2 separate regions of the Mus musculus genome follow, and region 1 is linked to region 2. Evidence: chromatin loops called from intact Hi-C (ENCODE). Cell type or tissue: heart. All regions are shown on one strand. Each heading gives the region's core, and the rest is flanking DNA. Links, peaks and the distances in the headings are about the cores only. Region 1 overlaps Muc13 (mucin 13, epithelial transmembrane). Region 2 has its middle 16 kb from the start of Umps.

What was found. A loop is a pair of places that touch in the nucleus more often than their neighbours do. Peaks named below come from ENCODE experiments on the same cell type or tissue, not always from the same donor. Only the 100,000 strongest peaks of a DNase experiment are listed, where the experiment ranks them.
Region 1: a loop joins it to region 2, with 7 times the contacts of the local background. A loop is called at or near these places in 40 of 42 quality-filtered maps.

The regions. Positions count from the first base shown.
Region 1 is chr16:33,819,359-33,822,173 of GRCm38, reverse strand. It overlaps Muc13 (mucin 13, epithelial transmembrane), which reads right to left. Exons shown (of 12, transcript NM_001382834.1): 12 at 2,245-2,815. Among named protein-coding and RNA genes, the nearest start is that of Itgb5, 8.9 kb to the left of the region's middle. In heart, for the core only: a CTCF peak has its summit at 1,209 (motif pointing left); a DNase peak (open chromatin) is centred at 1,203; H3K27me3 peaks cover 568 bases.
Region 2 is chr16:33,949,443-33,952,257 of GRCm38, reverse strand. No RefSeq gene overlaps it. Among named protein-coding and RNA genes, the nearest start is that of Umps, 16 kb to the left of the region's middle. In heart, for the core only: CTCF peaks have their summits at 1,211 (motif pointing right) and 1,861 (motif pointing left); a DNase peak (open chromatin) is centred at 1,217.

The DNA.
Region 1 (2,815 bases), core at 198-2,697, 130 kb after region 2:
ATAAAAACTGATGAAAGACAGAAACTTCGCACTGGGAGCCTTTTGTTTTCTTAACTGAAGGATTTTTCCATGTAAATAACTTTATGTCTCTTTTTAAATTACCACTAAATGAAATAGTTTTTATTTATTTATTTATTTATTTATTTATTTTGGTTTTTTGAGACAGGGTTTCTCTGTATAGCCCTGGCTGTCCTGGGACTCACTTTGTAGACCAGGCTGGCCTTGAACTCAGAAATCTGCCTGCCTCTGCCTCCCGAGTGCTGGGATTAAAGGTGTGCGCTACCACTGCCCAACAAACAAACTGTTTATTATCTACACGGTTGTACTCAGTACCACTGATGCGACAGTGACATTGCTCAGTACTGGGGATGTAGCCCCACAATGGAGTTAGAGCTTCGTGAAAATGGCTGACGCACCAGCTTCAACCCGTAGCACCAAGAACACTCAGTTATAGTAGAAGACCAATAAAGGAGACACTGAAGGCTCTCTAATGCCCAAGTAAAAAGGATGCAAATATTTCAACAGAATCCAGCCAAGCCAGGCACTCTAGTTGTAGTCTAGGTACACGCCTGACATCCCAACAACTAGAGTTAGAGGTAGGACTTATCTATCACAGGTTCAAGACCAGCCTGAACATGCATGGAAAGTGGCAGGATACCACAGTTGATATAGTAAGACCCTGGCTAAAAACAAGAATAAAAACACAACAACTACAAAGTGGGTTGGGGCCGCAGCTCAGTTGTGCAGTGTTTGTTTAGCATGTGAAGGCCTGAGTTTGATCCCCACAACTGCGTTCATTCTGACTAAGGGCCCAAACACGGCTCAATGGGCAGAAGTACTTGCCTGGAAAGTCTGAAAATTATGAGTTTAATACCTTAAGTTCACAGTGGAAAGAGACAACTGAGTCCCCAAACAAGTGCTCTGACCTTCACATGCATGCTGGGGTACTGGAGCATGCGCTCACATGCATGCGCGTGCGCAATCTTCCCCTCTCCCCTGCCCCCTATCCCGCTTAAAAAATAAAGTCAATGATTATACTTGGCTGTGATGTTCCCAAGTAAGACCCTGTTCTCAAACAAACAACAAGCAAAAAAAAAAAAAAAAAAAGCAAGAAAGCAAGCAAGGAAGTCAGCAGTCAGAAAGAAGCCTCTATGAAAGAATAGCGCTAGTCGCACTTTCCCGCAAATTATAGGAGACAGCGCCATCTACTGACCATGAAATTTGCTGGCCTGTGGCAATAAGCTAGAACGGAGGGAAGCTGTACCTCACCAGAGTGCTTAGGGTAGAAGGTGTGGTTAGGAAAACCCCGCCAGAGGGAGGAATGGTTTCCTGATCTATTCAGATAATTTTTTTTTTTCTTGAATGTGCTGGTATCTGAACGTCTGGGTCCCATCTACGTTAATCCGCTTTCCATCGCCAAAACAAACACTCTCAACAAGCTAAAATTGCACAGTTTACCAATATAGGTGCTCAGAATAAGTCAGCCTCCACTGGGATGGCCTGGCCAATCCCTGGATCCAAGACTGGGATCCCTCGGCCTGGACACTTGTCATGGAGTTGTGTTTGAGGGATAGAAGCCAACATGGTCTACGACATGTTAAAATGTTGTCTTGGGTGATGGAAAATCCCTGGTGAAGGTAGCAAATGTCGGGCAGGTCACTCCAGGGTGTCAAGTCACATTTTCTGTTTAAAATGAGACTCAAGGGGGAGCCAGGGAGATGGCTCAGCAGTGAAGAGTACTTACTGCTCCTGCAGTTCGGCAGTAGGCAATATGTACTGAGCACCTGAGCTCTCAGCATCCGAATCAGAATCAGGCAGCTCACATCTGCCTTGACTCCAGCTCTCGGGGGTCTGATGCCTCTGACCCTCAAAGCCAACTACATCTGCACATATAAAATAAAAAAAAAAATAAAACATCTACACCTACTTTAAAATTAAAAGAAAAAATCTTTAAACATGAAATGAGACTTGTGCTAGGAACTAGGACTGGCTTGTTTTCGAGGGTGCTTGCCTGGCATGCATGAAGCCCTGATATACCCAGTATCATCCCTACCAACCACATACACCAGGCATGGTGGCACACACCTGTAAACCCCACACTAGCGATGCAGAGACAGCTCTGGTGAGGCAGAGGTAGGAAGAACAGAAATTTCAGGTCATCTCCTGCTGTGTAAAATGTTCGAAGCCAGCCTGGGATATGTGAGACTCACTACTGCGAGCCTCCCAACACAAGAAAGGACACTATCCACCAAATATATTTTATTAAAGCATTGCCTTCCACAATGAACAATTAAGAACAAATAATAACAAAAATACCTTTCGAGAGGACCAGACGTCAGACAGACACGAGGGCACAATTAACATTTAAAAAGACAGATGATGGATGTATTTATATTTATCGTGTGTGTGTGTGTGTGTGTGTGTGTGTGTGTGTGTGTGTGTGGCCACTGCTAAGCCTCCATCATGGAGCAGAGGTTCAGTGAAGCATCATTGAGTGGACACCAGGCTCCTCTGTCAGAGTTCCAGATAGAAGGCCTGTGCTGTCACAGGGGCTTCACACTGACTGCTGCTTTTGTGGCTTTCCCAGGATCTATGTCTTGGGGATGGCAGCACCGGAGAGTACCCATTTGCTGCCTGAGGAGGGACATCATCAAGGGAGAAGACGCCACCTGCTACCTTCTCCCTCCCTCAGCCTTCCGGCATAGCTTCCTTGGCCTCTCTCTACCTCCTATGCTCCTGTTTCTCCTCCCTGCTTTCCTACCAACTAACATCTCAAAGACTTGAATGTCCCCACAGAGGACAGAGCCAGTCCAAG
Region 2 (2,815 bases), core at 250-2,749:
TTGGAGGGCTACAATGCAAGACTGTCTTAAACAAAAAAAAGTTCCCAGCTAGGCATGGTGGCGCACGCCTTTAATCCCAGCACTTGGGAGGCAGAGGCAGGCGGATTTCTGATTTTAAGGCCAACCTGGTCTACAAAGTGAGTTCCAGGACATCCAGGGCTACACAGAGAAACCCTGTCTCAAAAAAAAAAAAAAAAAAAGTTCCCTTCTCCGTCCTTCAGTGCCCATCCATTTGATGGACAGATCATAAGTGGTTGTCTAACCTAGTCCATGGAGATCCTGGAGTGAGGGTTTTTGCCTTAAAACGCTTTTGTCCCCTCGAAGTGTACAGAACCAAGGGAAGAAAGCAGCAGTTGCAGAGGAAATCTGGTGCTAGGGAAGAAAGCAAGGCAGCAACATCTGTGACTGTCAGTGCCATGGCAGGAAAGCACCCTGCCCAGGGGAAGGAGCATTGTGACTGCACAGGACACAAATGGTCTCTGTAGAAGGGAACCCCTGCTAGATCTGCCAGGTCTCCATCCCTACATACCAGAACAAGACGGTTTTGTCTTGGGACCTAAAATTCAAAGGTTCTAACTTAGATGCAAAAACTTTTTTTTTTCCTATCTCCTATTTTGTTCCGTAAGAATTTTTTTAGTTAGAAAAAAAAAATCATTCAAGACAATCAATAAAATACAAAAGCCAAGTGGTCAGACCAGTCAGTAAAGTGCTTGCTTTATAATTTTTAAATTATGAGATCTGATCCTGGCATGGTAATGCACACCTGGAATCCCAGCACTCGAGGTTGGGAAGAGGACTTAGGTGAGTTCAAGACCAGCCTGGGCTACATAGTTCTAAGGAAAGTCTGAGCTATAGACTGAGGTCATGCCCCAACAAACCAAACCAGTAGAGCCACCAAGAGAATAGTGCGTGAAGCCACTTACGTTGTAAGCCTGTGGACTTGAGTTCAACATTGAACCTACCAGAGTTCAATACTGGAACCTACAAAAGGATGGAAGAACCAACTCCACAAAGTTGTCTTCATGTATGCTGTGGCAAACCTATCCCTGCCCCAAATAATTCGTGTATGTCTATGGGACCAGGTTGTGCAAGATGAGGCATTTGTAGTAGAGGGCATTGTCACCACTTTTGGCTCATTATGCAACTAACCCTAGGAATGAGGAAATCATGGTTGGTCATCTTGGGCCACAGTATCCCAGCTTATGTCAAGAACTTCCAGCAGGGGGCAGCAGGACACCACTAGGCATGTCTTCCTCTTGGTGTCACTGTGAAAACACACCTAATAACCTAGGCATTGGGTGGAAATGAGGAGTGGTAACCCTGTGTGTTAGTCTGTGGCTGAAGAGTGTCAAGTGCTCACAGTACTGCCTATAGAAAACGTGATTTGAACACGTTAGAAGAAAAGCTAAGTTTTTCCACGGTCATTCACCACCTCCTCCTCCCCCCCTCCTCCTCCTCCTCCCCCCCCCTTTAGAGAGTCTCAAAGCCATCATTTTATTGTCTTATATATTTGTAAAGGGACTTATGGTCTCCAAGTTCCACAAGAGGAAGAACACTCAGAAATCGGTTCTCTTTGTCCCACACAGTCAGCACTCACCCTAAAGCAGGCCAATCACAAAAGAGAAATTTGGTCCAATGCTCAGCCTAGGCTTGAAGTGTTGCTGTGACAGAAACCTTTAGCGAGCGGCTGAGATGCTCAACTGTTAAGATTACTGACTCCTCTTGCGCAGGATCCAGGTTCAGTCTCCAGAACACACATGATGGCTCACAACAGAGTGTAACTCTAGTTCCCAGGGACCAAATTTAACGCCCTCTTCTGGCCTCTGTGGGTACCAGACACACGTGTTGTGTTCAGACACACAGGCAAGCTAAACACTCATAATTTTTTAAAAAAATCAATTTTTCAAAAGCAGAACATTAATGAGTGAGACATTGTGAGCCCAGGGCTTAGCATCACAAGGGCCTCAGCTCGCCTGACCCTCAGCAAGCCACTTCCCTTTCCAGAGCCTACCTACTCTTCTATACTCAAAGCAATGGGTCAGGAGGCTACTGGGAGCCACTTATCTCTGAAGGGAATCTAAAGAGAGTAATGGCTCTGCAGGAAACAGTAGCTGAGATGAACTCAGGCTCTGGGCCTGGGTAGGATGTAAGGGCTCGATGAAGGAAGGTGTTGGTCAGTGTCTTAGAGTCTATATTCCTGTACAAACATCGTGACCAAGAAGCAATTTGGGGAGAAAAGGGTTTATTCAGTTTATACTCCCACATTACTATTCATCACCAAAGGAAGTCAGAATAGGAACTCGCACAGGGCAGGAACTTGGAGGCAGGAGCTGATGCAGAGGTCATGGAGGGATGCTGCTTACTGCACTACTTCCCCTGGCTTGCTCAGCTTGCTTTCTTATAAAACCCAGGACTACCAACCCAGGGATGGTCCCACCCACAATGGGCCCTCTGCCCTTGATCACTAATTAAGAAAATGCCTTACAGCTGGATCTCACGGAGGCATTTCCTCAAGGGAGGCTTCTTTGTGATAGCTCCAGCTCATGTCAAGTTGACACACAAAACCAGCCAGTACACACAGCATAAGAAACACTTCGTGTGGAAGCCACGCCCCTCCACTCACTGGCATCTGCACCATCTATTCCTGCCTAGCTTTACTAATGCAGAACATAGGTGGGAAACACGTGTGGTCTGGACAGTGTCTATCTAGAACTCTAAGCAAAACCAGGGAGGCCCAATGGTACCTGCTCAGCACCGTAATTACCCACGCACATCAGGGAGCCCAGCTCCAGAGTATTGGTCTGGTTCAAGTCCT